Regions from separate parts of the Homo sapiens genome. Here region 1 is linked to region 2. A link is a contact called in ENCODE Hi-C or POLR2A ChIA-PET data. All regions are on one chromosome and are shown on one strand. The core of a region is the stretch at or near the end of the contact, and the rest is flanking DNA. Distances in the headings are between cores, read along the strand shown.

Evidence for each region. Hi-C counts contacts between places; a loop is a spot of excess contacts on that map. ChIA-PET counts read pairs that join two places held with the same protein, here RNA polymerase II (POLR2A). Pooled maps may share reads with other maps.
Region 1: a map of K562 shows a loop between it and region 2 (4-fold over the local background). The contact joins the enhancer-like site here to the promoter of PARP9 in region 2. A Hi-C loop is called at or near these places in 2 of 168 maps with a recorded cell type or tissue (IMR-90 and K562), 2 of 37 single-sample maps with no recorded cell type and 10 of 50 pooled maps. POLR2A ChIA-PET finds 5 or more read pairs at or near these places in 1 of 52 experiments (activated T-cell).

Annotation. Positions count from the first base shown.
Region 1 is chr3:122,939,248-122,941,952 of GRCh38, forward strand. SEMA5B (semaphorin 5B) reads right to left here. Exons shown (of 23, transcript NM_001031702.4): 5 at 178-223. Among named protein-coding and RNA genes, the nearest start is that of LINC02035, 54 kb to the left of the region's middle. Within about 2 kb of position 1,449, at least 4 of the 41 ENCODE cell types and tissues checked have a DNase peak (open chromatin) inside an H3K27ac peak, as active enhancers do.
Region 2 is chr3:122,562,936-122,565,642 of GRCh38, forward strand. PARP9 (poly(ADP-ribose) polymerase family member 9) reads right to left here and starts at 1,365. Exons shown (of 11, transcript NM_001146105.2): 1 at 1,310-1,365. It overlaps DTX3L (deltex E3 ubiquitin ligase 3L), which reads left to right and starts at 1,403. Exons shown (of 5, transcript NM_138287.3): 1 at 1,403-1,678. The coding sequence starts at 1,492. RefSeq lists a silencer at 1,151-1,250 and an enhancer at 1,291-1,410.

The DNA of each region.
Region 1 (2,705 bases), core at 199-2,698, 380 kb after region 2:
ACATTGCGGGCAGTGACTCTGATAGCTGGGGTCTGAGTCCATGGCCAGTGAAAAGAACAAGTGGCTCCTGTTTTCAACTTTAGGGGCTGAATTCTGAATGGCGCCACTTGCGTTGCCCTGCCTTGGGCTCTGGAATAGGGGAAATTATAGGAAGGGAAGGGAAGAAAGCAATCGTACCTGAAGAAGAGAGACATTGGCAAGGCTGAGTCTGAAGAGGTAGTTCCTGTGAAAATGGAAACAGACATCCTAAGTGACGCTGGTTCTGCAGGCAGGACCCAGGGAGCAGCCTCCTGGCTTGGGCCTCCTGGGACGCCAGGACTGGGTGCTGATTGCCTAGGGTCAACCCCTAAGGAGAGCTTTACCTCCATTTGCTCACTTAATCTTCACACAACCCTGGGAGGAAATCCAGGAAGCTCCAAGTTACAGATGAAGAAGCAAGGTGGGTAAATGGCCCAAGTCACCAAGATAGTAAGTGAAGGAGTTAGGATTGAAACCCAGACTTTCCTCCAAGTTCCATGCTGTCTCTGCTCCCAGCCAACTCAGCTAGCCCTGGGAGGAACCCCTTGACCCCACCTTTTCCAACCATGGAGGCTGTTAAATGTAAAGCCTCACAGCACTCTTACAGAGATGCAGACAGCCAGCTTCCTCCTACTCTGGCCCTCCACCCTGACTCACCCCTTCTCACACAGGCCAGCCATCTCTCCTGGCTCCACATCCCGGGGTCCTGAGTCCGATTTGTTTGTTCATCTCCTGCAGTCTCTCCAGCAGTCAGTGACTCCAGGTCTGACCTTTCTGTGGCCACCTTTCTGGACCACCCTCTCTCCTCTAACCCAAACGACCCCATCCACCACCTCACCATCCCTCTCCCCACAGTCCAGCCTGCACAGGGCTTCCAGACTTATCAACCTCAAACAGTTTTCACCTTCAGTAACAAAGAGGATACTACTAGTAGTAATAATGATATCAGACACTTATTGAGTATCATAAGTGTCAGCTGCTGCTGAAATTTGTTTGCATGGATGCTGGAGTCAGAAGGCCACCATGCACAGACAGGGAGAATTCCAGCTCAGCCACCTGCCACCTTCTGAGAGTCTCAGTGCCTGCATCTGTACAATGGGGAAGTGAATGGCTATCTTTCTTATTTCACAGGACTGTGGAGACAGAGGAATGGTGTGATGCACATTTAAAGGCTCTGTTCATGCTGAACAGATGCAAAGTCTTGATTTCCCCCACCAATTTTCTTTCTTTGGTTCTTCTGTCTTCTTTGGGCTATTCCTATTTTGGTTCCTAAACTTTTTAGGAACAAAGATTTTAGAAAGTTCTGGCCTACCTCAGCTGAGGAGGGAAATGAGGGGAAAGGCTGTGGAGTGGGACCGGAAGAGAAAGAGGGCCCCTGCTGAAGGAATCCAGAGCCGGAAGGAGATGCCGCAGGCCAGGAGGCTTCTCTTCCCAGCTCTGGCTCCAGGCCCAGGCCCCACTCATCTTCTTTGCTGTCCTGGGGCTGGGCGGGCCTCCCAGGTGACCTTGGCTCCAGGCCTCTGCTGTCCTTCTCCAACCCCCTCCCCAAGTCCTTAGCAGAGCTCTCCCTATCCCACCCTCCTGGCCTGGGAACAGATAAGCTCCAGCTTATGGCTGTGCCCCAGCTGCCTGCTTAGGTAACACAGGCATCTGCTCACAGCTTTAACAAATTAGGGGAAACATTGCATCACTTTATTCATTTTTATCCCATCAAAAATCATTCATCACAACATCGCAGTCAACTCTCCTGGGAGCTGGAATATGAGAACAGAGAGAAATCTCTGTAGCCTGACCCACCCTAAATCCCTTTCGGAACAAGGGAGGGTTATAAATGAATAAAAAATTTCCCTAGCCTGAATTCCAGAGATCCAGGGGTCAAGAAGAAGGGAAGACAATGTCAGGCAGAAGAAAAGGAGGAAGGAAAATGAGCTGGAGACAGGAAAAGAAAGTGGCCAAAGACCCACTACATTGGCTCTAAGAAGCCTAAGGGACCAGGTCTAGAATTGAGTTTCCCTGTCCATCTGAGGGCATAGCCAGGCTCAAGGATGCAGGAAAAAGTGTCCCTCCATCTTTGTGTGGGAAGCCTCCAGACAGAAAACATAACCACCTTCTGGGGAAGCCGCAGAGCGGATGAGGAAGAACAGTGTGACCACAGTCACAGGGTAACATAACCTCTCTGAGCTTCAGTTTCCTGGTCCATAAAATGGGGGTACATAGAACCCACTTCCTGGGTTCACCCACTTGTGAAGATTCAATGATTTACTGCAGGCATGATTTACTACATGTATTAGATTAAATACATGTGTGATTTACTACCTTTACTACATGCAGTAACTGACTTACTACATATATGACATATAAAATAGTGCCTGGCACATGGCCGGTGCGGAATAAATGGCAGCTTTTGAAATGCTTTCACAAGGTTCAGAGTAGAGTCTTCGGATGCTACCATTTGGGTTTGTTGAAGTACACATGTAAAACTAGTGAAATCAGAATTAGGTTGAAGGATCACATCAAGGCCAGTTTCCTGATTTTAATGTTGTCCTACAGTTATGCAAGATGTTAGCCTTGGGGGAAACTGGGTGAAGGGTATATGGGATCTCTATTATTTCTTACAACTGTGTGTAAATCGACAGTCATCTCAAAATAGAGAGTAAAACAATTACTCTCTTTGCTGGGAAAATAAA
Region 2 (2,707 bases), core at 115-2,614:
TATATCAATGGGACAAATTCCTAGAAATGGAACTCCAGAACCAAAAAGTATATGCAGTTGTAATTCTGACAGTATTGCCAAATTGTTCACAGTAAAGACGGGCCCATTTCCAGTCTTACCAGCCATGTGCAAAAACCTTATCTCAGGCCTCTCTGCCGCCACTCATCCCTGCTTGTAAATGTGTCCTCCACACGGTTGTCAGCACCATATTTCTAAAATGCAAATCTGGCAAGTCATTTTCTTGCTTTCCCTGCTTAAAGCCCTTCAGGTCATCTTCACTGCTCTTCAAGGCTTTTCACCATCTAAATATGTCCTGTCCAGGGTGGACTATCAGCCTCACATAGCTACTGAGGCTACATGTGGCCAGTCTGAATCGAGATGTGATGTAAGTATAAGAAAAACACTGGGTTGCAAAGACGTGGTATGATAAAAAGAATGTAAAAATCTCATTACATGCTGAAATGATTAAGTTTTGGATATGTCAAGCTAAATAACATCATTACAGTTAATTTCATCTGTTTCTTTATCCTTTAAAAATTTCCTAAAAATCATTAAAATTAATTTCATCTGTTTCTTTATCCTTTAAAAAATATGGCTGCAAAAATTTTAGAATGAACCTACTGGCTCCCATTGTATTTCTGCTGGACAGTGCCCATCTAGGTAGGCTCTCCCTCCTTCATCCCCTCACCCATCTCCTCTCCTCCCAGGCCCCAGGCCCACTCTGTGCTTCAGACCACAGTGGTCCCTAAGCCTCAGGTGCTTTTCCCCCCAATCCTGTCCTCCCCATCTCGCCGCCACACTCAATTTATTAAGATTCTGCTTGAAACTTCCCCTTGGAGGCCTTGGAGAAGTTTTGCTCCTTGGTTCACAGGTCCGCCTCCCCTCACCAGCCCTTGACATCAGGGCCTTGCTCTGCTCTTTGGGCAGCAAGAAACAATTCAGTGCTGTTGGTTAAATCAAGCAATGGAGGAGAAAAGCCCGCAGAAGCCCGTCTAAAGGGTAGAGTTGGAGGGAGGGAAGGGGTAACAGGTCACAATTACCAGATGAACACATTCAAATTTTCAAAAATGGGTAAGTTTAACATGGATTCAGAATGTGAATTACTTTTTAGGATCAAATAATAGTGGTAACAGCAGTAAGAGTTACAAAGAATAAGAAACACAGGAGAAACTTACTTTCTTTGCATAGTCTACTCACAAGGGAGGCCTGGCCCTGGGACCCGGGTCCGCGCCCGTCCCCCTTCTCCCCGCCCACCTCGAGCCTGCAGGAGAGGGGACCCCGAGGGCCCAGAGGCACCGGACCTACTCACCCGGCAGGCCGCTCTCCTCGGTGCAGACAGCACAGGGAGGAGGGGGAAGCGGCTCTGCCGGGAACAGGGAGGGACCTCCAGGGAAGCGAAACTGAAACTTTGCGCCCAGTCCGCAGGGCGGGCCGCGCCTTTACCGCCCAGCTGCCTCCCGGAGCCCCCGCGCCCTCCCGACGCGCAGAGCCATGGCCTCCCACCTGCGCCCGCCGTCCCCGCTCCTCGTGCGGGTGTACAAGTCCGGCCCCCGAGTACGAAGGAAGCTGGAGAGCTACTTCCAGAGCTCTAAGTCCTCGGGCGGCGGGGAGTGCACGGTCAGCACCCAGGAACACGAAGCCCCGGGCACCTTCCGGGTGGAGTTCAGTGAAAGGGCAGGTGAGCTTCGGGCGGCCAGGCTGCGAAAGCCCTCTGGGGGCCCGGCCCCCGGGTTTCCAGGCGGACCCAGTTCCAGCTGACCTAGGGGAGAGGGCGGGAGAAAGTATGTCACTGTGCGGTGGCGGACAGGGACGGGGCCCTACTGCCAAGAGACTCACTGAGACAGTGAACACTCGGTGGAGGATGGGGCCTCACATGTGCCTGGTGCGGGTCTGGCTGACGGCGCCTTAGTGTGGATGCTTTCCATATCCTCATTCTAACTTAATTTCTCAGCTGTCATCTTCCTTCCCCCAGATGCCTGCCAGCTGCTGTCCTTGTCATTCAGGGATTCCACTTTTATGTTTTAAATAATGGTTCCATTGTTCCATCCATGAACAAAAGGATGTTCCATTTTGTGTTTTTGAGGATTACAAAAGTGATATATGCTCACTATAGAAATAAAAGAGTAAAAAAGAAAACAACCTGAAGATAAACAATGTGACCATTTGGTGTATTTCCTTCCTGCCTTTTTTTATGAATGCCAGCAAACACATGTATATTTACAAAATTCGGAGTCTGCACTTTTGATTCCTGCTGTTGTCACTTACCTGTATAATGAGTATTGAAATGGGAGACTGGGCCGGGTGCGGTGGCTCACGCCTGTAATCCTAGCACTTTGGAGGCCGAGGTTGGTGGATCACCTGAGGCCAGGAGTTCGAGACCAGCCTGGCCAACATGGGGAAATTCCGTCTCTACTAATAATACAAAAATTACCCGGGCATGGTGGTGCGCACCTGTAATCCAAGCTACTCTGGAGGCTGAGGCAGGAGAATCGCTGGAACTCGGGAGGCAGAGAGGTTGCAGTGAGACGAGGTCCTACCATTGCACTCCAGCCTGGGTGACAGAGTGAGACTCCGTCTAAAAAAAAAAAAAAAAAAAAAAAGAAGGAAGGAAGGGAGGGAGGGAGGGAAAGAAGGAAGAAGGAAAGGGGAGACTGGAGACAGTTTTAGAAACATGATGTTTAATCGGTGGACAATGTTCCATTGTCAT